Linked DNA regions of Mus musculus: regions 1 and 2 are each linked to region 3. A link is a loop called in an ENCODE intact Hi-C map of the cell type or tissue named here. Cell type or tissue: heart. All regions are shown on one strand. Links, peaks and the distances in the headings refer to the core of each region. The heading gives the core; the rest is flanking DNA.

Evidence for each region. Peaks named below come from ENCODE experiments on the same cell type or tissue, not always from the same donor. Only the 100,000 strongest peaks of a DNase experiment are listed, where the experiment ranks them.
Region 1: it touches region 3 in a loop (2.9-fold over the local background); 8 of 42 quality-filtered maps call a loop at or near these places.
Region 2: a loop joins it to region 3, with 4 times the contacts of the local background. A loop is called at or near these places in 2 of 42 quality-filtered maps.

Annotation. Positions count from the first base shown.
Region 1 is chr7:132,293,403-132,301,702 of GRCm38, forward strand. The region is part of intron 1 of Chst15 (carbohydrate sulfotransferase 15); the gene reads right to left. Among named protein-coding and RNA genes, the nearest start is that of Gm10584, 18 kb to the right of the region's middle. In heart, for the core only: no CTCF peak of the experiment used is centred there; a DNase peak (open chromatin) is centred at 3,519.
Region 2 is chr7:132,335,066-132,343,365 of GRCm38, forward strand. No RefSeq gene overlaps it. Among named protein-coding and RNA genes, the nearest start is that of Chst15, 22 kb to the left of the region's middle. In heart, for the core only: a CTCF peak has its summit at 3,475; DNase peaks (open chromatin) are centred at 3,486 and 4,566; H3K27ac peaks cover 2,287 bases.
Region 3 is chr7:132,241,399-132,249,698 of GRCm38, forward strand. Chst15 (carbohydrate sulfotransferase 15) reads right to left here. Exons shown (of 8, transcript NM_029935.6): 6 at 6,466-6,622; 7 at 19-166. Among named protein-coding and RNA genes, the nearest start is that of Gm10584, 70 kb to the right of the region's middle. In heart, for the core only: no CTCF peak of the experiment used is centred there; DNase peaks (open chromatin) are centred at 1,693 and 4,533.

The DNA.
Region 1 (8,300 bases), core at 175-8,174, 52 kb after region 3:
AACACAGTCTCCCTCTCTCCCTCTCCCTCTCTCCTATTTCATTTTATGGAAGTCCCCCACTGCAGGTGGGCCTATCTTGATCACTTGAAGGGCTGGCAGAATCCTGAGGTAAGCCCATCCCCAGCCTGGCCATCTACCCCTGCACACATGCCCAGAGACACCTCCCAGATCTGCCAAAATACTCAATCTAGAGCGGCCCGAGTTCTGTGTGTGATGCTCCAAATTGTACATCTCACAGTGGAGTGGATGAACGCAACCTGGCTACAAAAATGAACATGCAAAATTAGGGAAGAATTTTATAAATATGGTATCAAACAAAAGAGTCCAAATATAAAGGCAAATACACCCCATGATTCCACTGTCATGGAGTCCAAGATCCAAACAAAAAGATCAAGGCTATGGAAGGGAGGACAGGTTTCCCATAAGCAGGGTGGGGAGGTGGTTAGTGATGCATAGAGCAGGGCCAGGGACTTCTAGGTTGCTGTGCATAGCCCTGCTGGCTGTCCCTGAGGGAGCTGTTTGGGAACATCCTTCAAGCTCTATGCTTGTGGCAGATGTTGTTCATGTACGTTGTATTCCAATTTAAAAGCAGTCCATAAGCTCACGCTTATAATCTCAGAACTCAGGAGGAAAAGGCAAGATCAGGAGTTCAAGGCCAACCCGGGCTACACAAAGTCTTGTCTCAAAAACAAAATGGTAAAAATAATTCATCATGTTTAATGGGTAGAGTTAAGTTTCTACCTGTAAAGGGGTGAAGAACCCATGGGCCGTTCTAACCACCTACCCCTTGCACCTCCACCATGAAGGTGAGTGTTTTTCCATCAGACCAATGCCATTTCCTTTCAGAGGTGCCAAACTGAACTTCCGCTGTCCATACATTTTTAAAGGGTTAGCAGCATTCATAAGCACTTAGGGCTTATTTTATGATCCAGCACGGAGTCAGGGGGCTAATGGCCTCCAGGTGCCAAGGACTTGAATGGCTCCTCTCTAGAGGAGTCAGGCAGGAGGCTACAAGCCTTGCTCCATCCGCCCAGTGGCCACTGGCACATTGGGGCCTAAAGACAGGGAAGAAAACTTCAGTGGGCATTTCAAGGAATGTCAAATACCCACTCCTTTTGGCATCTTTCCTTACAAGGCTTTCTAGGGTGGAAGCGTGAGTGGTTTATAATAACCCTAGATGCTCCTGTTACACCCCACCCCAGAAGGACTTGCTGTTTCATCCCAGAATCCTCAGGTCACTTCACAGAGCCAGCATCCCCATGCAAGGAAGCCTTCTAGTCCCTGGGCTGCCCTAAAGTTTCTACTTTACAAGACGTTTACAGGAAATATCTCAAACCCTCAAAGAGAGTGAAAGCAAATCGCTGGGACCCTAAGTGCTGGCCATAGAAGCCTAGCATCATCAGAGACACTGAACATGTGAGCCACTGGACTGAAGGGGGAGGAACTCTGGGGTGGTCAAGGAAGAGTGTAAGATAAGGAAAATAGAGGGGCTCTACCTAGAGACATGTCTCAGCTGTTAAGAGCATTGGCTGCTCTTCCAGAAGACCAGTGTCCAATTCCCAGCACCCACATGGTAGCTCACAACTGTCTGTAACTCCAGTTCCAGGGGATCCAACACCCTCACACAGACATACACGCAAGCAAAACACCCATACACATGAAAGAAAGAAGAAAGAAGAGAGGGGGGGAGGGAGGGAGGGAGGGAGGGAGGGAGGGAGGGAGGAAGGAAGGAAGGAAGGAAGGAAGGAAGGAAGGAAGGAAGGAAGGAAGGAAGGAAGGAAGGAAGGATTGTTAATTTTAAAAATGGCCCATTGGGAAATCAATGCAAGCCTCGACAGGCTTCTAGCATATTCTAAGGCTTAGAAGAAGAGCCTCAGATTCACAAGCCATGCTGACATTTGGATAACCTTTTCCCTGATGGTTCCTGATACCAACACCATGCTCACAGAATGACTGCAGCCCTGCCTTCAAGGGGTCTTCCTGGTTCTTTCCTCCCCTTGCGTCTGGATTCAGACCCTCCCTGTAGAAGCCTCCTCTCCAAGCTTCCTCTACCACAGCCGGGAGCTCTGGGACACTACCCAGTCCCCTCCCCAGACTGGGCTAACTGCACTTACTTAATGCACCACCCAGCAGTTTGCTACCATGCCCCTAGCTGCAACCAGCAAGGTCACCCTAAGGCTCTAAGAAGTAACTCTGTGAAGGCAGGATCCAAATGTGCACCTCTATAAATCAGGGCATCATGCCGCCTGCCTCTTCGGACTGGAGAAATTGACTTACAAGCTATGGAAAACATGGGCCACAGCATCCAAACACTGCAGCTTGGTTTTCTATCCCCATAGCTTGCCTTCATCTGAAAGCATTGTCCAGGATGCCAAGTCCAAGGCACTAACAGGAACCTAGTACCTGGTTCTTTCATTCATTGTCCAGATTTCATTGAGTGCCACTGTGCCAGGCTCTGGGCACAGTGAGCAGACACAACAGAAGAGACTCTGCCCTACTCAAGCTGCTGATGTTCTGCAGAGGGCAGAAATGGCTTTAGGTACACCTATTCCCCCTCCCCCTCTCCATCCCCCCTCCCCCTGCCACCACACCCTCTCCTCAATTGAGACATCCTCCGCCCCCCCCCCCCTAATATCTTTAAGCCAGACCTAGCCAAGTGTATCAGGCTCTCACGTCAGCTAATAAGAGTATCATAGAGATGTTTAATCCTATTATTCTCCCTTTTAAAGTAAAAAAACAGTGATTGTGGCTCTCTTACCAAGGAAAACAAATAAAACCAGCTTTCAGCTGAATGTATAAGCTCTGTACTTGTTATTCGCTCACTGTGTTAAACACTGGTTTAGTACTCCACTGTCCATGAGGATCTAATTCCAGGCAAGCAGGTATAGCTGACTTCCACTCACTGTACCCCAGGACACCTGGCTACCTGCCACACTTTCTCCCCGTAGCTGTAGCCGGGAGGCATAAAAGACAGTTACTTTCTTTCAAGAATCACAGTCCCATTCAGGTTTATCAACTTGTGACAACACAGCATGAGAACAGAGTCCTGGCTGGCTGGGGATTCACAAGTCCAGTGGCCTCTGTACAAACTGAGGACAAAGTTGGTGACCACCAAGGCCATTATACACCACTACCCAGTGATCCATCTCCAAAGCAGTGTGGAATGGGGCAGCTCTCCTGTTTAGGTAACTTTCCCTAATGTTTAGGTAACTTTAATCCTTCTTCAAGATTACCATTTCCGACCAAAAACCATTTTAAGTCTGAACTGTCCTGGAGGGTAGTGTCCCTCTCTGGCAGACATCCCTTGACACTGTTCTCACTTCTATCACCTACCATGTCTCGACCAGTCCAGGCAAAGTTCCTGCCAAGTTCTGCAGCCACTTGCTCCAGGGGAGAGATATATCCTCCCAGAAATGCCCTCTCCTCCCCTGGAAACCCCTTGTCTTTGTAGGTTGACATTCTTCACAGTGACTAGAATGACCTATGGAGGCCTTTGAAATCCTGGGCTCTCTCCAAGGACATTCCACTCAGCTACAAAGGACAAAGCCCAAGCAGAAAATATCAGAGGTGAAAAGCCAAGAGGAGTGAGGAGATGGACTTCCCATCTTGGGACTGAGGCCGAGAGGCAAGAGGACAGGAAGAGATTTGTCTTCAAGGCAGAGCTGTGAAGACATTAGGCTTCATTAGACGCCTAGATCCTTGTCCCAGTTAATTCTGGATTACTCCAGGGGCAATTACTCCAGAGACTTGACCCATGGAATCTGAGAGCCAATGAAACCCCAGCTCTGATTAGGAAAATCATGATGTGTTGCTTCAGTTCCTTAAGCATTCCTAAGAGTGTCTCCAGACAGGCACACTATGTCCCCAGAATGGCACCTGGCCAAACCCCTCGGAGATTTGTACACAGAATTCAGCACACCTCTGCCATCTGGGCATTCACACTCTGACTCTCCCAAGGTGCCCTACATCAGATCCCTCCAGATTCAGTATCATGCAAGCTTCCAGAGCCAGCTACATGAACATTTGTAAAGTCAACTCATGTTCAAACCCTCTGTGTACTTCATTTAATGCTCTGCTATAAAGAAGTTCTGGCTTCTTTAATATGGGACTCTTAGGACCATGTTGCACCAAAGCCTGAAAATCACATTGCCAGTCTATAGATTCATAAAAAGTTTAATAATGAAAACCGGGAATATCGCTCAGTTTGGAATGATGATGGCTCCCATACACTCATGTTTGAATACTTGATCCCCAGTTGGTGGAACTTTTTGAGAAGGATTAGGAGCTATGGCCTTGAAGGAGGTGTGTCGTTAGGGTCAGGCTTTGTGGTTCCAAAAGACTAGCAATATTCCCTGTGTGTCCATTTCTCCACCATTATGAACTCTACCGTCCGAAACCATAAGCACCATATTAAACACTTTCTTCTCTATGTGGCTTTGGTCACATGCTTTATCACAATAAAAAGGTTACTAAGACCATTGGTAAGAATGTTTGCCTGGCATAGACAACGCCTTGGGTTCAATCCGCAGCATTGCATAAACCAAGTGTGGTGGCACACATCTGCAATCCAAAGATGGGAGGATCAGAAAGTCACGGTCATCCGTGGCTACATATTTAACCTAAGAATAGCCTAGAACAAATTAGACAATAGATAGATAGATAGATAGATAGATAGATAGATAGATAGATAGACAGACAGATGATAGATAGATGATAGATAGATAGATAGATAGATAGATGATAGATAGATAGATAGATAGATAGATAGATAGATAGATAGATAGATAGACAGACAGATGATAGATAGATGATAGATAGATAGATAGATAGATAGATAGATAGATAGATAGATAGATAGATAGACAGACAGACAACAGACAAGACAGATAGAATGACAATGACAATGAGATCGAATGGAGAAAACATACCCAGGAATTCCTTCCTATGCATTCCAGCTGATGACGACTCACTCTGAACATTACCTTCTGTCTCAGATTTGGGTTATCACTGGAGCTTTCCTAGGAGTGCTTGGGAATGGGGACGAGAGTGGTCCCTCTCCTAGGAGGAGCTAGCAGAAGCCTGTTTATCACAAGTCCAATCTCAGGGCCAGCTCCCATGCAGCTCTGCCTGACAATTTAGCCAACACTGGGCCCTTTAATTTATCGCACTAATGTAGTTAGACACTGGTCCCCGGAGTCAGGCCATCTCACAGGCTCTGAGGAGAGGCCATGGAGGAAATTTATGAGCCGAGGCTTATCCCTCACAGCCTCTATAAATGGGAAAATCTTTACCTTCGTGGAGTAATGTGTTTGGTCCCCAAGCAGAAGAGAAAATTAAGCCCTTCACCCAGTGCTCTGCACTGTTGGTTTTTACAGCTTGTCCCCCAAGCCTGTGCAGCTTAAACACCATTTATAAGCAGGCTTCCTTGGTAGAGACTGCAAACCCAATTATGCAGACAAAGTTCCCATATTCTATACTAGTGGCATGTCACCATTAATGGCACCCATGACAGGGAGAAAGGGATGCACACACATCATGTGAGTCCTGAGCTAAGTACATGGGGGTGCTGGGCTGGCCGGCCACTCGGGATTTTGCATCTTGAAATCAGTTTGCAGATGGCCTAATTAAAACACATCAAAAGATAATTCAATGGGAACTAAGGCTCCTATCACATTAAATACAACTACAAAAATCTCACCTTAAAGCACCTCCAAGGGGTTGGGTGGGTTGCTTGTTTCTTTTTGAGGGCTCCCAGCTCTGCCAGTAAAACCATTTCACCAGGAAAGCCACTGCACTTACATTAAGAGATGTGGTAGATCTTAGTAAAGCCCATCTCAGAGCTGGGGGTGGGGGTGGGGGTGGGGGGCAACCAGGGCACAGTCAGTGAGAACCAGGCCAGAAAAGTGTGTAGACCCGCTTGAAAGGCTAACAGGCTGCAAGCACTCTCTGATTCAGATCATCTAGGTTCAAGTCCCAACTCTACTACTAAGTTGCTAGAATTTGAACTATGAAATGGGGGCACTCGGAATGTTAGGTAACCCCATGTATTCTGGTTACTGTGATCAGATCTCAAGACCTCAGTTTTCAGTCATATGTTCCATTACACCACACTGACCTGAATCATTCCTTGTCTCCAGGAATTCCTCAAACCCAGATAAGAGGGTTATCTGGGTCCACTCTTCAGGTAGAGGAACCCATAGAGTATCAAGCAGGATCGAGCATTCATGAAATGCATTAAAGTGGCCCTTCAAGGATTTATTGACCTGGCAGAAACTAATATCATTGACTGCCAATTGGAAAGGATCCAAAAATCATCTAAATGATAAAAGACGGAACTGAACTTAGTGAAATTCTAAACGCTTCCAAAGTGCTGTGAATCCCTGGGTTTAATAACATCAAGAGACGCAGACTGTGGCCTGCAGCTTGGTTAATGAGATTGGGCCAGCCTCAATTTCCTGGCTTTTATGGGGTCCTAGGGTCACAGATGATGTTATCATTGTAGGAAGCTGGGCAAAGGGTACATAGGAACGCTGCAACTTCCTGCATGTCTAAAATCATTTCAAAATAGTTAAAATTATGAGGCAGTGTTAGAAGTGGGGAGAGATTAAGGGGGTCCTTGGCAGGTTTTCAGCCCAAGACAGCTTCCAGACAGTTGGGCTCGGGAAAGAGAGATGCTGGGTGAACATCTGGAATGATTCTAAATCAAGCTACTCTGGAAAAAAGAAAAAGAAAAAGAAAAAGAAACCTATTTTCTCTTCTCTTCATTTACTAAACTACAAAGAAGTTTATATTTTAGCCACAACTTAAAGAATTAATCTTAAGCAGTGGGAAGCAGATCTGTGTATTGTTGCATAATTAACATTTACTGGCAAACTTTCTAGCGTGACAGTCATGTAAGGACATCTGAGGAGGACTGGGGGAGACCTAACACACAAAAAGGGACTAGGGATCATCTGGTGAGGATCTGCCAGCGTGTTTGCAGGCAGGGCAGAAAGGCTGGCGCTCACATGTCACCAGCGCAGAATACTACTACATGTTATCTGTAGCAGTCCACCTGTAGACAAGGTGCAGAATGTCCTGACAGAGGGCTAGGGAACCACAGAAACATCTCCTGGAGACACCGTTCCCTGTGGGCGACGGCAGGGCATGGGATAGGCAGGCAGTGTTGGGGTCCACTAGCAGGCAGCAAGGCAGCAGCAGCAAAGGGGAAACCCACGGCAGGACTCTCCAGAGAACTCTCTAGAAGCAGCAGTGGGAAAGAGCAAGAACAAATCAAGTTCTATGGAAGAGGGCAAGGCAAGATAGCGTTGGTCACTGAGGTAATCAGTGTGGATGTTTAAGGTGCCTAGTTCCCATCCCTAGACCCAGGCTGCCTGAATTACCACTGAACTCAGGTTAACAGCCCATGCTCATGTCTGGACTCTGTGGTTGTTTCAGTACCGTTTTTAAGACTATTGTTCTAGCTGTCTACCATGGCTCCCTTCTCTTTCCTGTTCACAAGCCAACCGCTACAAAGGAGACAAGGCTCCCAGTATTTTTTTTTCAATCTCTCTTCTCTCCCTGGTTTTCCGAACCTCAAAGCAGCTGCTGGCCAGCAAGGCTCAGGTGGGTGTTCATGACCTATAGATGAAACTGCACGTGACAATTTGGGGTCAGACTACGTTTTCTTAAGAAGGGGGCTAAAGAGCAAGTCAAGCCATTCATCTCAGCGGGTCTCTGTAGCTACAAAGGCAGTGACAGGGTGGGGAACCAAACAGATGGAAAAGACTGAAGCCATCCATGCACTGTGGCCCAAGACACTTCTGCCCATTCTCGACTGTCTTCTTTCCATCCATCAGCCTGGCCACACATCCACTCAACTGTCCAATACACACCTTCCAATCCTGAATAAGATTCATTTCCTATTTCAAATGGAAAATGAAATAGGAAGTGGTAGAGATAAAACAAAGGCAAGTATGTTTCATCAGCTCACTGTCACAGATGATGCCCAAGTCTCTGGCTTGGCTGCTGTGGAAATAGAGGGTGGGACCACTCACAAAGAGAAGGAAAACAGATCTAAAGCACACACACACACACACACACACACACACACACACACACACACATACACTGCAGAGCAAGGGAAAGTGAGTTGTCTCTAGCAAATCTGGACATGAGACATGAAGACAGTCACAGAGGAAGTCGCAACAGACACGGAGGACAGATGAGACTCATTCCCATAATCATTGTTCTGATTTACCTATCCCTCATCTTCAATGTGAACGGACTACAAATGCCCCTCAGAGAATGGTTGTAATCAC
Region 2 (8,300 bases), core at 169-8,168, 94 kb after region 3:
TTTGAAAAGTACTGCATTTGTATTGAAACATGTGCAGACATTTCTTCTTGTCATCGTTCCCTAAACAATACAACATAAGTATTCACGTAACACTTACAGTATACTGGGCACTATAAGTAATGATTTGAATGATTTCAGATGTAGGGAAGGATATACATAGGTCATATGCTAGTAGTATAATGGAGCTGATGTAGAATGGGGTCTTAGAGACAATTCCTGGTGGATATCAAAGTATATTATAAAGTATGTCATGCTAAGACCAAGTCAATGAGGGGGACAATTAATCAGAGAATAGTAAATTGAAACAATGAGACCACAAAGATTGACAGGAGCGCACAGACAGAGTCCTCAAGAAGTGTAGCTCTGACAGGAAGCAGATGAGCAGAGTGTGGACGGAGCGGAAATGGAATCATAAGATGAGTTTTGGCCTATGAGGGGAAAGTACAGCCTGTTTGAATAGCTTTGGGTATCTGTTAACCCACAAAGGAAGAAAGCTTCAGTTCAGAGGAAGTCAAAAACTGCTAGAAGAAGATCTAGAAGTCAGTGAGAGAAGGTGGGATCTGGCATCACAGATTAGGTCTCATCGAGCTGCAGGGACCTGTCCACAGTGAGAGGAGAGATTGTGGGGGGAGGGGCAATAAGGGAGGGTGTGGGGCAATCTTAGGTGGCTTTGTGTTTTCACTGAAGTGGGTACAAGGAAATGGGATGGAAGTATTTGTAAAGACCAGAGAATAGGAGTGTGACCGAATTGTGGGACCATAGTCCAAAGCTCAAGGAGAAGCCATACAGTGCAGGCCTCCTCACAGGCCCAATAGATTACTGAATGCAAGAAACCAATAGGTGGGGAGGGAGGTTCAGATACCAGCTACAGCTTTGATTGAGGTAAATCTGCACTCAAGCATCTCACTTAAGAATCCCCATCTGTTATGAGGCCATGATTCATTTTTTTATTTACAAAGCATACCTGGGGCAGGGGGGGGGGGGAGTCCACCCAACAAACCCATTTTACAGATAGGATAAAAAAAAGACTCAATAAGGAGGAAGGCTTTCTTAGTAGACATATCTACAGCATGGTGAAGGGACCACTCCTGCAATTTCAAGCTATCAGTCCAGGCTCCCATCTTAGTTTTCTGTTTTACTACAGATGGTTTATGAGCCACCTGCCACGGGTGCTGAGAACTGACTCAGACTCTAAGAGCAGAATGTACATGCTCTCTACCACTGTGCATTCTTCCCAGCCCCCACCCTTGTTCTAGACGTTCTCACTAAGAGTCTCATTCATCCTCCCCAACTTTCAAGTGGAGCTGATGAATTAGCAGGGTTCAGCAATCTGACCCTTATCCTGACTGATCTGGAGACTTTCCGGAGGATGGAGAGAGCTTGCTCCTCAGGGTGGGCATCATGACCCCTTCCTTCCCACTGTCCTCCTCGTTCCTCCTCGTGCCCGAACTGTCTCCATGTGCAGCTGGGATCAGGCTGCTATTATCCCTGGGTTCCTAACTTGAAAAGTGGAACATCCCTCAAGCAGGCTTTTTTCTTTCTTTCTTTTTTTCTTTCTCTCTCTTTCCAGTGGGAACCCAGCTTGCATTTATAATTTGATCACCATTAGCACACCACTTTCAGAGCACTTTGGGGATTTTAAAGTGACTGCTCTAATTGCCCCCGGATCAGCCCCCTGAATACTTTTTTAAATGCTAATAGTCATATGTTCCACCGAGAATTTGAAAAAGAAAATGAAATCGTACTTTTATAAAAATTACTCACTGCTACCCTAAAAACACATTCCATTTGAGATTTCCTTTCAGTTCTGAAGACAAGGCTGAGAGGGCGTGGGAGTAGGCTGAGCCAGACCTGCTGCAGGAGAACACCACAGAGGCACGGTTTCCTAGGTGGCATGGGCTCCTGAGCAGCCCATTCAGGCTCCCCTTCAGATAACAGACTTGGCTCTGATCCACCCTTGATAAAATCAGCCCTTCAGTAAAGCTGCTTCAGGGGGCCTCTGTGGCTGGGGATACAGAAGGCAGATCTATTTTCCTCCATATCCCTCCCAGTCACTTTCATAAACAGCCCCAAGACACCACCAGCCCAGGAGGCTAAGGCTCCTTCCCACCTCAGCGCTTGGCTGGCAGAGACTGAAGCTGAGAGGAAGCCAGAAGCTGCCACTGTGCCCCAGTCCCTTCTGGGGCCAAGGCCATGTATTTGATAATTCAGCCCCTCCTTGGATGACTTAGTGGGAAGCTGAGCTGAGGAGGCTCTCAGTTTGGAGACAAGTCCATCTCTAAGCCAACATTCTGAAGCTCCCGGGCCAGATCCACTTTAATGAAGGGTGCGCGGACTAGACGGAGAACCGGCGTGAGGTGGCTCTTGCAGGGACCACTCCCACCCTGTCTCAGTAGCCCAGCTGTGACCCAAGCTGGGATTCCATCTCTCTGTATCCTTTTAATTTTCCATCAGCCACCACCCGACAATGGCCTGCCAGCAGGCACCCTGAGGGGTGACACAGAGCAGCTGGACTGTATTATTAAGATCAGAAGTTGGAAAATGATAACTCTCCCCTGGCCATTTTGTAAAAGAAGTAATTATGCAAGGAAACAGACTGTGAGAGCCAGCAGCACCTCACCCACCAGCTTTGCTTGATGAAGGGAGGCAAGGGAAGGGGGGGGGTAGGCAAGAGCTGGACAAGCCACTCTCCAGACCTAGAAGGAAGGTCCCTAGGCTGAGCTGATTTTGCACGCAAATGCTGGACCATCGCCTCTCCAGACTCGGAGGGCGGCCCCCAGGCAGGGCTGATTTTGCAGTTTAGTTCAGCCAGCTGACCCTGGGCAGGGATCACTTATTGGAAGCCCCTTTCTAGAATCCGGAGCAGGTGTTCTTCTTCCTCACTAAAAAGTGCCTCCCTGCCCAGCCCCAGAGGAGACTTGTCTTGGTCCTGGCTTCTCCCTGTACTCAGCTACAGTGCAGTGGGAACTAAGGATTTTGTTGTTTTTCTGTGCATCCAGGTATGGTGAGGTGGAGTTTTTTGTTTTGTTTTGTTTTGTTTTGTTCCCAAAGTCAGCCTGGTTTGGTGACGCAGTCACTGCAGAAGAGAGTTCAAACTTTTACCTTTTCTCCCAAGTTGTAGCATTAATCCTATTAGACCCTATCTCTTTCATAGCCAGCACCAGGGTAGAGTGGAGCCCAGGTCTGAGATGACACAGAGGGAGGGGCTACCTACATGCCATAGTCCCCATGCCCATAGCCAGCTCCAACAAAAATGAGGAATACCTGCTCCCCACCAAATGCTACAGACGTCTCTTTCTACTCCTTCATTGCTCTCCCTCATAGGTACAATGATGAATATTCAGCGATTATGGGCCGAAGCTGTGGCAAAGGGCCTGGAAGAGAGGCGTAGGCTTGCTCCCTCCTGGAACCACCAGAGAATCAGTACAGAAAGCTGCCCTCTCGTCCTTGATGAACACTGGCCATCCTGTGGCCATTTCCTCCCCATAAACACCCAGCTTCAAACACGTTTTGCTGGAACAATAAGAGGAAATGAGAGGGAACTGGGAACTCAGCCTGAATCCTGCTGAATGGCTCAGAAGCCTATGTTGTTTAGGATGCTGGTGGTGTGAAGCAGAGAGAAGGCAGAGAGTCAGCTTGACAATGAAGGACAGCAGGAAATGATCCTCTCTCTCTCTCTCTCTCTCTCTCTCTCTCTCGCTCTCTCACTCTCTCACTCTGTGTGTGTGTGTGTCTTTTTGTGACTTTCATGAGTTTTCCAGCAAACTTAGTCAATGTCTTTGGCTTTGCAGATGCAGTGTCTTATCACAACTCTGCATATCAATGAGCCGACATACCAAGGAGTAGACATGGCTTCATTCTGAGGAATGAGCTGCAGGTAGCACTCAGATTTTGCTTGTTTGCAGCACCTCTGAAGGTCTGGTGTCACATGATATGATTCTTCCTTCTGTAGCTGATTGGACAAGAGTGACAGACTCCAAGGCCAGCAGTCTTTTGGCTCCCACCATTTAGATTCTTTCTCTAGAGAACTAGAAATTCAAAGTAAGCCCATGGAGACAACTTGTCTGCTCCCCCACCCCCGCTCCCCCGTGACCCCTTGGCTTTCAGTGCCAGGGGCATGGTGACATCTCACAGATGCCAGTTGAAGGAAGACCAGAGCAAGCGATCTAGAGATGAGGCAATGTCCGGGATGTGGACACTTCAGGATCAAATGTGCTGTGGTAGATAGAGAGAGCTGGTGAGAAAATGCCATTCAGAGAAAAGAGAGGGAACACGGAGGTGCAGGCAGAAGCAGACTCAGAGCGAGATGGAGTCTCAGAGATGACCTGCTCCACCCGAGTCCTGAAGACCTCACAGCCCAGGCCTTCTGCAGTGTTCCTGACCTACCTACCGCAAACCCTTGGTTCCTGCCCCCATCACAGGGTCTGTTTTGCTGAATAGCATTTCCTGACGTGACCATCTCTTACTCTGGAAATTATCATTTTCCAAAGCACAAGTTCCTCTGAACATCCGTTTCCCTGAACGCTGAAGGCGTTCTGTGCTTTCCGCAATGTCCACAACCCCTGGCAGCCTGCTGGATACCATTGTTCTGCTCTGCTCTGGGGGCTGCCCTGCCTGAGGAACTTCTTGGAGACAGGAAGTTCCCAGTTTCAGTGGCCTTGGTCCCTTTCTTACTGACAGCTTTTCTCATGACATCTCACACACATACACACACACACACACACACACACACACACACACACACACACACACACCCTGCATGTCGTTTTCCATGATGACAAATATCCTGGCCAGGCTGTTTGCAAATACAAAATGATCTGGTTTGCCCCCATCCTGATGGCTAGAGCTTTGTCACAACAGTAGAGAAGCCATGCTGCCCAGATGTGGTAGCAGCATGGTGTCTCCATAGTCTTGATGTCACCATAACATCGTTCATCCTTCCAGAAGCCAAATGACTTGGTTCTGTTACCCAGCCTCACTGAGACCACAGCTTAAGGAAAGTTTCCCAGTAGGAGACAGGTAGGGCTGAAACCTGGCAGGCAGTACCAGCCTCCTGTCCTTATTCCCAGGACTGAGAACTTGTGTGCCAACGACATAGTTAAGTCATCCACTAAGGTAACATCTGAGTCCATAATCTGTGTAAAACAGCGTGGTGGATGCTCTGCAGTGAAGGAAGAGTGGCAAGCAGGACAAACCCTTGCTCGCTGAGACACCATCTGGGGGAGATTCAACGCAGAGAAATGCTCAAATGGGAGGTGGAAGAAAACAGCTTCACACAGATGTTCAAGCTGAAGGCTATGGCGAAAAAAACAGATGAACATTCAGGAGAGTTGCTGCCAAAAGATGTCTTAGACAGTATCTGTTAACTATTGCTATAGTAGACAGCCATCTGCCAATGAACTTCCTCTCCCAGCAGCCCTTGCAGGAGGTATGGGTGGCTATATGACCCTGTTCTCATCAGAGAAAACAAATGAGACACTCTGTTTCCCACCTGGCCCATCAAACCCTTCCATAGGTCTTCCATGCTGCTTCCCTTACAGTCCATGAGAACAGACAGTCCAGTAGGACCCCAGAGATGGATGAAGATAGCGTTGATGACAGAAGCAGCTAGAATAAGCCAATGATGTCTTGGTAGATAGCTATTAGGACATTTCGTGGGTTGCTACAAGAATGAGAGCAAAGCCAGGTATGGTGATGAATGCCTTAATCCCAGCACTCAGGAGGCAGAGGCAGGTGGATCTCTGAGATGGAGGCCAGCTTTATCTATAAAACAAGTTCCAGTGTAGCCAGGGCTACACAGCGAAACTCTGAAAAAAGAGAGAGAGAGAGAGAGAGAGAGAGAGAGAGAGAGAGAGAGAGAACAAAGACCGACCATCTTAAACTGGTGAGATTTGGGGTGCAACGTGTTATAAGAAGTTAACATTTTCTTACAGCGGCACCTCAAAACTTTGGATCATGCTAAAATCATATGGAGCTTATTAGACACCCAAATATCTAGAACTTAGTCCAGATGTACTGACTTGGCAAATTTAGCCTGTGGTCTAAGTATACTCACCTTGAAAAATCAGCCATAAAGATTTTGATATAAGCTCTGGTGAGCATCCTCCTTAGGTGCAATCAAGGTGTACACAAATATTCTTGTGAAACATTATTTACCTTAGGAGAATCAAATAGAGAACCAGTTTGTATATACATTTCCCTCTTCTTCCTTTGAGGTCAATCTGGGTTCTATTCTCTGCCATCAAACTGCAATTTTCTGGGTGCTAGGAGTTGACCCTGACCACCCCAACCACAGGCCACAGGCCTTACTGCAGGCCATCTCTGCTTGCTGTCTGATGGCTCAGCTAAAGATGACTCCTCTGCCTTGGTGAAAGCACAGCTGTTGGGGGAGAACCTGCTTTTGCCTCCAGGAAGATAGCTGGCTCCTCAGAACCTTTCTCTGCTCTGCTCATCTCTGCATTGGCAGGCTCAGGTCTTGAGTTTGTGCTGCATCTAGGTCTGCTGAAAGTCTGTTTTCCGATCTGTGGACCATTGTAACATTCAGACCTGGCCTAGTTATACATGTAGCCTCGCTGTTTGAAATGTATTGCTAACTTCACTGTGTGAGCCATGGCTACTCTGGTTATAGACTGGTCCTGTTTATAAGCTAACGTTTTCCGGCTGTACTCTCCCTTGTCCTGGGGACCCCTGGTGTGACGTTGCTCTGATATTGTGCTCATCAAACTATATGGGCATTGCTCTTCTCAGGCCTGTCTCAAAACCCCAGCTAGACCAAGCTCTGGGTGTATCCACAACATCTATGCATCTCTCTGCCTGCCTCTCTTCCTTTCCCTATTCTTTACCACACAGCGCAGCACCCAGTGGGCCCCCGCACCTAGTAGGTACCTCTTAGTCCCTGTGAGCTCATAGTTCCAGCCTAGAGCCAGCACTGTGAGATTTTATGTCAGCTTTCCTGAAAACAGGATCTTCGTTGCAAGGTGCTGAATAGGCAGGCACAGCAGCCACCTCTGGAAGTATAATCCTCACCAAGAGGGCTTAAATCCATTCCATTTCTGCGTTTACCACAGGAAAACAAAACTTTCCTAGGGGGCTCTGATGAAAATTCCATTCCCATACTTTAAAGTCATAACTGAGATTTCTAATTTCCTAATGGATTTATAATGGGAAAGAAATTACCCCTTAATAAAGTATTCTGGACAGATACCAAATCTGCCCTCATCTGGAGTTGAGCTATATGACCTCTGAGCTGCGGTGCTCCCATCATCCCTTGGGCACCAAACATAAACATCCATGGAACTGGACCTTGGAGAACCACTAGGATTGATGAATCAAAACCAAAGGGAGAAGCACATGAGCTTTCCCCTCTAAAACACATCATTGAAGATTCAGGGTGGGGCTGGCAAGATGGCTCAGCAGGCAAACAAAGGTGCTTGCCTCCAAGCCTGATGGTAGGCGTGTAGTCCCTGGGACCCACATGGAAGCAGAAGACTTCTACAGGTTGTCTTCTGACCTGCACATGCATTCACACCCCTTTGACACACACACACACACACACACACACACACACCACAAATACATGTTCGAACAAACAAACCTGGGTGAGCCAGCTGTCATTCATCAGTTCGGGATATGACAACAGAGGACCACAGACTGGACAGGCGTTTATTCTCGCCATTCTGGAGGTTGAAAATCCAGGGTCAGGATGGAAGCTGGACTGAATTCTGGTGAGGGTGCTTCCCCACTGGTAAATGGAAACTTCCGGGGGAAGAGAGAGAGAGAGACAGAGAGAAAGAGAAAGAGAGAGAGAGAGGAAACTACTCCCTGATGCCCACCAAGGTCTCAGAAAACAACAACAACAACAACAACAACAACAACAACAAAAAGCTCTTTTTGCCTCCCCCCATTTTGTAAGACTTGTACATGTTTTAAGCCTCTCCATCCACTAAAGCGTTTGTTCACTCACTGGCCCACTGCTCAGTCCTTCTGAAGGTGTTCAGTTCCTGTGCATCACTTCTTTTCAGAGCAACCAATTGAATAAGACCCTGAGAGCACAGCCAATGGGGGTGGGGGTGGGGGTGGGGGCAGGGGAGCAGCCCCTCCCCCTCCTCAAAACACTTACTGCCCTGTTAGCCCAGCCCAGTCCCCTCACCACCTCTTCTTTTTTGCTTGGGTATAGAAGGGGGTTCCAACATGGCTGCAACTGCCATCCCAGTCTTTCCACCTGAAGGTCAGAGAGTTAGTTTCCCTGTTGGCAGACAGATATAGGGAGCGGCCATGGATAACAAAAGCCTGACAGCTTA
Region 3 (8,300 bases), core at 52-8,051:
CTGAAGCATGACACATACCCAGGTTTAGAAACTGGAAGACCTTGTGCATGGTATACTTGACATTGGATGCGTGGTCTTCCAGACGGAGAATGAGGAACTGCTCCTTACTGAAGACAGTCAGCCAATCCAGGAGGTACACAGCATACAGGCCAACCTGGAGCCTCACCTAGGAAGGAGGAAGAGGGTGTTACTGCGGGAAAACCTTCCCCAGACCTGGGAGGTGCTTTTCCAAAGCACGATGGATCAACTCTTTGTAAACTAACACAGAGTCACCTTAGCCATCAACTACCTTCCTACATCAAATCTTAACACAAGGCACTCTGTGCCACATGCGCGAAGACTCCCCACTCTTAGGGTTGCATTAGTCTTCACACAGGTGGCTCCAGCCTCTCCTCACAAGTGAGAAGCACAGGAAGGCTCTTAAGGGCAGACATGGTGTTTGCATAACGTGGGTGGCTGTCTCCCTGCTGTCGATCAGGCTGTGAAAAGTCAAAAACAGACACCTAAAGGCAACCTAGACACTGTAATCCATGGGGACAACCATGGCCATGGAAGTGTGTGATGTACCCCAAATGTACGCATGGGTTGGGGGGGAGGGTAAAACCAACGCATAGGAAAGCCTTCCTCCTCCCCTCAGACTCATATCTCAAATCCTTACCTGGTTCCTTCTCTCATGCCAAACTACAAGCTTAGAGTAAAGAATTGACCCACTCAAAGATGGGTCTGGTATCTGCCCTCTGCCCTCAGAGGTGACCACTGAAGGCCCTCCCTGGCTTGCATTGTTCAACAGGAGAATTTTATGTCAAGCTAACACAATGACTTCAGATGGATCTCTGTATGTGATGGAGGCCCAGTAAGAATTCCGGACACCGCAGCTTGGGGTGACAAGGTTCCTCGTTGTGGTCATGTGATCATGCATCTATCCTGGCGAGGAGGTGCTGACTCTGAAGGGGAGAAGTGCACTAGAGGCTCTGCCCTTCACTTTCCCTCGCTGATGTGACTCGGAATCCCTGCCATGCCATGAGTTGTGGCCAGGGTCACAGTAGCCTTGGGTGTGTCCTGTGAACCCTGCTCTAGAGCCAAACTTGAAGATGGTTGGTGACTTTACCCAAGAACTCACAGCTGATATCAGAAGGGAGAGCGACTCACCCCAGCCACCTCCCTACTCACATCCCCCTCTCTTTGTCTACTCACAACAGCACCTGCTAAACACCCTCAGGCTCCTGGATGGATCTTCCATCAATCACTTCTACCCTCTGTCCTCCCTCTGTCATGGTCATATGCTTTGTAAAGCTGTGAGCAGGCCTAGGCTGGCCCTGGCTCAGGCCCTGAGACTCTTCATTTGGAAGCTGCTTTCAGCTCCTTTCATTCTTCCTCCATAGCACCTCCCAGTTCTAGGCTCCTCCTCCTAGCTCCTCCCAGTTCATTTTTCCTCCATAGCTCCGCCCACTTCTAGGCTCCTCCTCCTAGCTCCTCCCAGTTCATTTTTCCTCCATAGCTCCGCCCACTTCTAGGCTCCTCCTCCTAGCTCCTGCCAGTTCATTCTTCTTCCATGGGCTCCTCCCAGTTCTAGGCTCCTCCTCCAGGCCTTTCTGTTTTGGGCAAACACTCTTCACAGTTCTCCCTGACAAACTTGATTTTGCAATTCCTGGGGGGGCAGGGCCATCGAGTCACCAGGGGCAAAGCCTTGTGTCAGCATTCACGGTGGCTCTTGGTGGAACTGCTGAACTCAGTGTTGACAGCACACTGAGGAAACATCTGACCAAGTGCACGAAGGTGCTTACTGGGTTCATCTCCAACTACTCCTTTTCCCTTGCACCGTTTTTTTCCCCCTAACTGTGCAGGAAGCTGCAAGGGAAGGAGAACGATCAGAGCAAATAGCTCATCAGGACTGAAAGAGCCGAGCATGCCTCAGCCCCAGCAACACATACACAGGCAGACTCCAACCTCGAGTAGACGTGCGAACACCATGCTAGGGCAGGGACTCACAGGCTGTTTGCCATCTCTTCCCAGGCTTACAGTCAGCTTGGCCTCATCTCTTCCAGAGAAATTACTTTTTATAACTTGACAACTTTCCAGCAGGAAAGGAAGTAACTGGCAGGGACAGGACACTGGTGTTTTAGAGGAGTGGCATCCTGTCCCTGTATCTGCCCCAGGGACAGAACAGCTTCTACAACCATCTTGGTGAAAGTCCACCACTGCCCTCAAAGACCTGTAGAGTCCTGACTGTATAGGACCTTCCTCACAGGCAGATATGGTCCAAGGAGGGAGGACATGGGACTCCTACATATGCACTAGCTCTAAGAAGTGAGTGTACTTCCAACCCACTGGCTCTAGAACCCTTTCCCTCAGCCAGGGAGCACTCTGGGCCCCTCAGGAACACCATCTATGCATGCAAGACCACCGCCGTGACTGGGAACCAGACAAAATCTCATTTCCCCGACACCTGTCCATAAGGAGGGAACCAAAATAGAACAAGAATCAAAACAGAACCGGTGTAGAGAAGCTATTTAGGGCCCAATTCATGTAAAATCAGAAACCACCAAGGCCAAGGGGAGCACCAAGGTCAAGGGGAGCACCAAGGTCAAGGGAAGTACCAAGGTCAAGTCAAGGGGAGTTTTTGAGCTTGTGGATGCTTGATGACTCGCTGATAAAAATCCAAGACCAAGAGGGCAGGGCTGTCTGCCTGGACTCAGCAGTTAACTCCTGACGACAAAGCCAAGTCAGGTCAGTCCCTCTGGATGTGACACTTGTTCTACCACAGAGAAGCTCTGGCAAAGAATGAGCACCCTGTGGGTTCCATAAGGTGCCTGGGGGGGGTTAGGGAGCACCTGATGGGGAGCCCAGAGAACGCCTTAGGGAGGCACAGGATCCTAAGGGCCTTGAGGAGTCTAAAGACCACTGGGGACCATTGTATGGGAATCCCAGGAGGCAACTAGGAGGGGTCCAGAAAGCACCTGAGGGCAACTAAGTTTGAGCTAAAGCTGGTCACAGACCCAACTCTGCCCCAGACAAGAACCACCCCAATCTTCTTGTTCCCTCAATTTCATCGGCACCCCCCCCCCATCTATCCTCCCTCCCTTCTGTTTCTCAGCCCCCCCACTCAGACATTCATTTCTTCATCCATTCAGCAAATACTGTGAGTTCCCACAGTGTATCAGGCACCACACTAGGCAGTGGAGATGTGAGGCCAGTTAACAGGCATGGCCCTGACTGCTTAGAGATACCTCTAAACTGATAAGGGGACAGACAACTGTCATCACCAACTGTGACCCCTGCTATGGCGTGAGGGCGGGGGGCGGAGGGGAGAAAGTGGATCAAAGTAAAGAAAAATCTGAAGGACAAGAAGCTCTTGGATTGGCAGGGGAAGCCTATCGTGAAAGAGGCATGGAGAAGGCCCCGGAGCCCGTGGTTCCCATACCGGAGCACACGCACATGCGCAGAAGGTCTGTTAGGCAGCCAGGTTTTCCCAAGCACGTGGTTCCCGTACCAGAGCACACGCACATGCGCAGAAGGCCTGTTAGGCAAACAACTCTTCCCATCTGCACTCTCCCCCAAGACTTAGATGAATGTCCACAGCCGAACCCTCCATATATGACATCTAAGAGGAACCTTGCATTTCTGATCAGCTCTCAGGGACCTCTCTTTATGAGTCCTGCCCAAAGGCCACAGCCACCTGAGGACCTAAATGAGGGGAGAGTTGCCATGACACAGTAATGGGGCAGGAAAGACTGTAGGGAAGGGAGGAGTCATATGAAGGCCTTACTTAATATAGGCTATGCATGACTAGCCGCAACGGCACACCTGCCGTGCCAGGACTCAGGAGACTAACCACATGCCCCACGCTGTAGATAGGATGCATCAGCAGCTAGAAGGGAACTTTTTCCCCATTCCAGAGGGGAGAAACCATCTCCCAAAACAATGTGCTCACCATCCTTAACTGCCCGCCCCTCCTCCCCCACCCCCTATGCCCCGCAGAGTCACCCGTCACTGCCATGGCACGGCCCTGGAGCGCTCCTTAAACAAGCAGTGCTAAGCTATGGTTGTTGTCATGCTAAAGCCTGTCATAAATGAAATTTGAAGTGGATGCCTCCTGCTGTCTCAGAACCATTTTTAAGAGCAAGAAAAGGAAGACAGATTTCAAAGGCTATCCAAATTGTTGTTAGCTGCAAATAGAGTACACCTTCAGTGAGCCTCAGTGTCCCCATCTGTAAAATGGGAACAACTTCAGAGGTCAGTGAGGAGCTAAAGTTTAGGAGAGTACCCAGTGAGCAACAAACTGAAGTGAGATACTTCCTATCTTTCACCAATGGACTTGACAAAGATTAAATAAGAATGTATCTATCACACCCAGAGGTAGAGAGACTCACACGGCAACCCATGAACTTCCTGTCCAGTCACAACGGTGTTTCCATGTTCAGTTGGCCTGAAGACAGCAAAGAGAGGAAACACACCAGGCATGCCCCTCTTCTCTGTGGGAGGATGTAGCTGAGGATATCCCCCTCTTCTCTGTGGGAGGATGTAGCTGAGGATATCCGGTCTCTAGGAAGCCTATTTAGAGGCAGCCAGGATGCATGTAGCTTGGCTCTGCATTTCCTAGGGCGTACCTCGGGGTGGGATGAAAATACCACCACATCCACAGCTGTTTATATCGGATGCTGATCCTTTGCAGGGCAGGAGAGGCCCTGGTTCCCAGCCATGAAATCCAACTATGCCTGTGTCAGGACTCCAAAGCCCTGCCTCTCTCTACCCAAGACATCCAGCCAACTTAGGCTGGTATGAGCCTACATCTGCCCCTCCCTCTCTGAATTCTCAGGAGATCTCTGAGAAGAGAGAACTGGGTGGTAGCTGCTTCAGTGACTGTTGCTGCCTCTTCTAAGGAAACATGTTAACTTAGCCGAGGGCATCACCCCTCACTCTTCATCTGGCCTGTTCCTGCTTCCCTCCCTCCGCCCCTGTTATCCCACCTACGCTGCAGGCATCGTTGCAGAGTTCCACAGCATCATCAAACCCAAGAAATTCCAAAAGGACCAGAGTGGAAGCAACCCTGAGGCAGGCTGCCTTCGAGCACATCTGAATTCTCATAACTGACGACCTGCCTTCTCCCACCTGCCTTCCCCCACCCTCCAGAGCCTGCTGCTTGGAAACCCTAAAGAAGAAACTTCTGGAGACACACCAGAGCCCTGAAGAAAGCTGGGGTTTCAAAGCCTAGACTTGAGCCTTGGATTCCCCCCATTACTGGGTAGCTGGCTACAAAAGGCAACCTGACAGAGCCTTGGAAGCCCCGCCTGTGTCAGCAAGCTCCAGCAATAGTGGGGCCTGCATCAAGGCACAGCCTTAGGCTGCTGGGCAGCCAACGCTGGCAGAGTCCATCATTTTCCTATCAGGTTTGAGCACTTTCACCCCTCGGTGGGCTCTACCTAAGTGTGCCAGGGCGCAGCACCATAGTTTGTCAGTATGGCACATGTAAATGACTCCCAGTCTCCCGTCCCTATACCAGCCTAGAATAAAGCAATTGAATTTCAGAGAGGCTAAGACACACGAGCAAAGCCAGGGAAAGCCAGAATGAACCCACACCGCAGTCTGCCTCCAAAGCTTGCCTGACTGAAAATGTGGTTATCTATGTTGAGTCTTCCTTGCCAATGCAAACTACAATGCATACAAGAAGACAGCCCAGACTCCTGCTTGCTGGCCCTGGCTTAAGAAAAGATGGACAGAGTAGCCAAGCAGAGAGCCTGACATCTTTCCCCTGAGCCTCACTGCCCTGAGGTGGGGCGTGCTAGTCATCTACATCTGTGAATGCCGGATGTGGGACACAGCATACATCGGGCAGGAGGCTACCTGATGTAAGAGCCCTGCTAGGGAAACACTTAGGCCTGGGAGCCTTGTGTGGGAGATGTGACCTCAGGTAACTTAAGAGGATTCACCTCCAGCAAGAGATTTTACATAAGACTGGAAGGTTAGAGAAGGATAACAAGGGGTAGCGAGAACATTCTGCAGTGGAGAGCCTGCTGGAGCATTCCGTCACTGGTGGGTAATTCTGAAAGCCAATGCTATGAAGATTCTCTGAAACAACCTAAGGACTGGGTGTCCTCCTGTCTGCCAGCTCTAATTGCAGAGCCTTACTAAATGGCAGCCCTCCTAAGCGCACCCTGGGTCTCTAGGAGAGGCAGGGGGATTCAGGATGCAAAGTTTCTGGGTGACAGGCAAGGAAGGAGGGACACAGACAGCAGGCTCAGAGGCCCCAGCTGCTGCTGTGCCTCTCTCAGCCGGGAGCATTTTTCTTCCACATTAGCCACTGCTCAGAGGCAGCTGGCTGGGTGTCATTTGCACATTCAAACACTCCGTCCCCATCCCCCCACCTCCCTCCCGTCTCTGCACTAAAACCCTGTTCACAATGCCCCGCTGCACACAATAGCACCAGAGTGGGCCTGCTCTGTATGGGCTGCCCTGGTGAATACGCACGGGCATGGCATTGTTCAGGGTGTTGTTGTAGACGCAGGCGCGCAGTGAATAATCCAGCATGCAATTTTCAAACAGCTGCAGAGCCTCCGTCACTTTCTCGTGGAAGTCATCTGCAGATTTATTGGAACTTGCGAAGTAGAGATAGTCTGAGTACAACCTGCGAATAAAATAAATGGATAATCTTACCATCCGAGGGTGTGAAACCACACCACGTGGGCGACAACAAAAATCGGCTAGCCATTACATTAGCTGGTTTGATTTATTAAAATACAACAATTTTCCTCCCTTTCTTTCAAATGAGCCCCCTCCGTTCTTGCTCCCACCTGTAACATACCACCCACCCTTCCTGCTCAGATACATCTACACTGCCCCCAAACACTGACCAATACTGTGTTTTATTGTTAGTTGGTGATTTTGTCTCTTTCTCTTGTTAAATTTATTTTATTTATTAGCAGAGTGTGGGGAGGCCATGCAAAGGCCATCGTACAGGTGTGGAGACCAGAGGACAGCTCTGTGCAATCAGGTCTCTCGTTCACCTTTACACAGGTTCCACAAATGAAACTCGTGTTCCGGCTTGTTGCTAGGCCACCTTGCCTATATCTGCTTTAAGAAACAAACAACAAAACCCCGCAGTTATTTTGGGGGAGTGGGGGTGGCAGAGCAAGTCACAGCACACATGTAGAGGTCAGAGGACAAGACGTGGTTCTCTCCAACCACCATGTATGTGAAGAGGCTGAGCTCTGGCTGCTAGCCCTGGCAGAAGGTTCCTCTACTCACTGAGCCATCGTACCTCGCTGTTTAAAATTCCTTCTAGTTACCTCAGAAAGAGACTGTCCTTGCAGCCAGGCTTCAAAAGTCACTCCACAGCAAAGAGAAGCCAGGAAACACTCTGTACTGTCCCATCCCCTTCTTTTAAGAGGAACCCAGGGCACCTGTGATCCACACAAGGTTACAACCCCATGTGAAATTCCTGACTTTTCCCATTGATATCCTGAACGTCTAAAGTTACATTTAAAATTGTGCATGGTGGCTCATGCCTCTAATCCTCCCCGGCTAGGAGGTGGAGGTAGGGGATCACTGATGTTCCAGGTCTGGAGGGATAGGTAGCGACTTATCAGGACAATTTGGGCTACAGAATAAAAGTCTCACACATAGGCATGGAACCCCCTGCAGACGGATATGTTTGCAAGTCCAAGCAAACACCACATATATGTGCAATTGCATGTAACCACATTTTCCACAGGAGTTGCCAGTCTCCCTTGACAGTTACTGGTTCATCTTTATGTTTGCAATGTGCCGTGTTCGCATGAATCTTGCTGTTAAAGGAAAATTTATGAATGGTGAGGACCTGTGATCCCAGCACTCACGGGTGCTGAGGAAGAAAGATCTTGAGTTCAAAGACAACCTGAACCACATAGTGAGTTCAAGGTCAGCTTTGACTACATATCTAGACCCCTAGGACAGGCAGGAGAGGAGAGAAGACAGGAAGAGGGGAGAAAGGGCCAGCAGGGGAAGTAGGGGAGGAAAAATTCATAGGAGGCAATTAGCTCCTTCAACTAAATAAAACTGTTGAAGTTTTGGTTGTAGACATTGCTAAGCTGGTTTGGCTATAACGCACTCCAATTCCCAAACCTTGACCACTGCTTGACCTGATCCTCTGACAGTGAGCCTCCTAGCCCAGCCAATGTGTAGTTAGCCTGCTGAGGGAGGAGTCCTGGTGCAGCAGTTTAGCCAGGCTCCCTCTTACTCTCGATGTTCCTTGGTGACTTTCTGCTCCTAGCCCTGCTTCTTGCTTACAAATCCCCACTTCTGCTGGGTTCCAAGCTGAGCTCTCC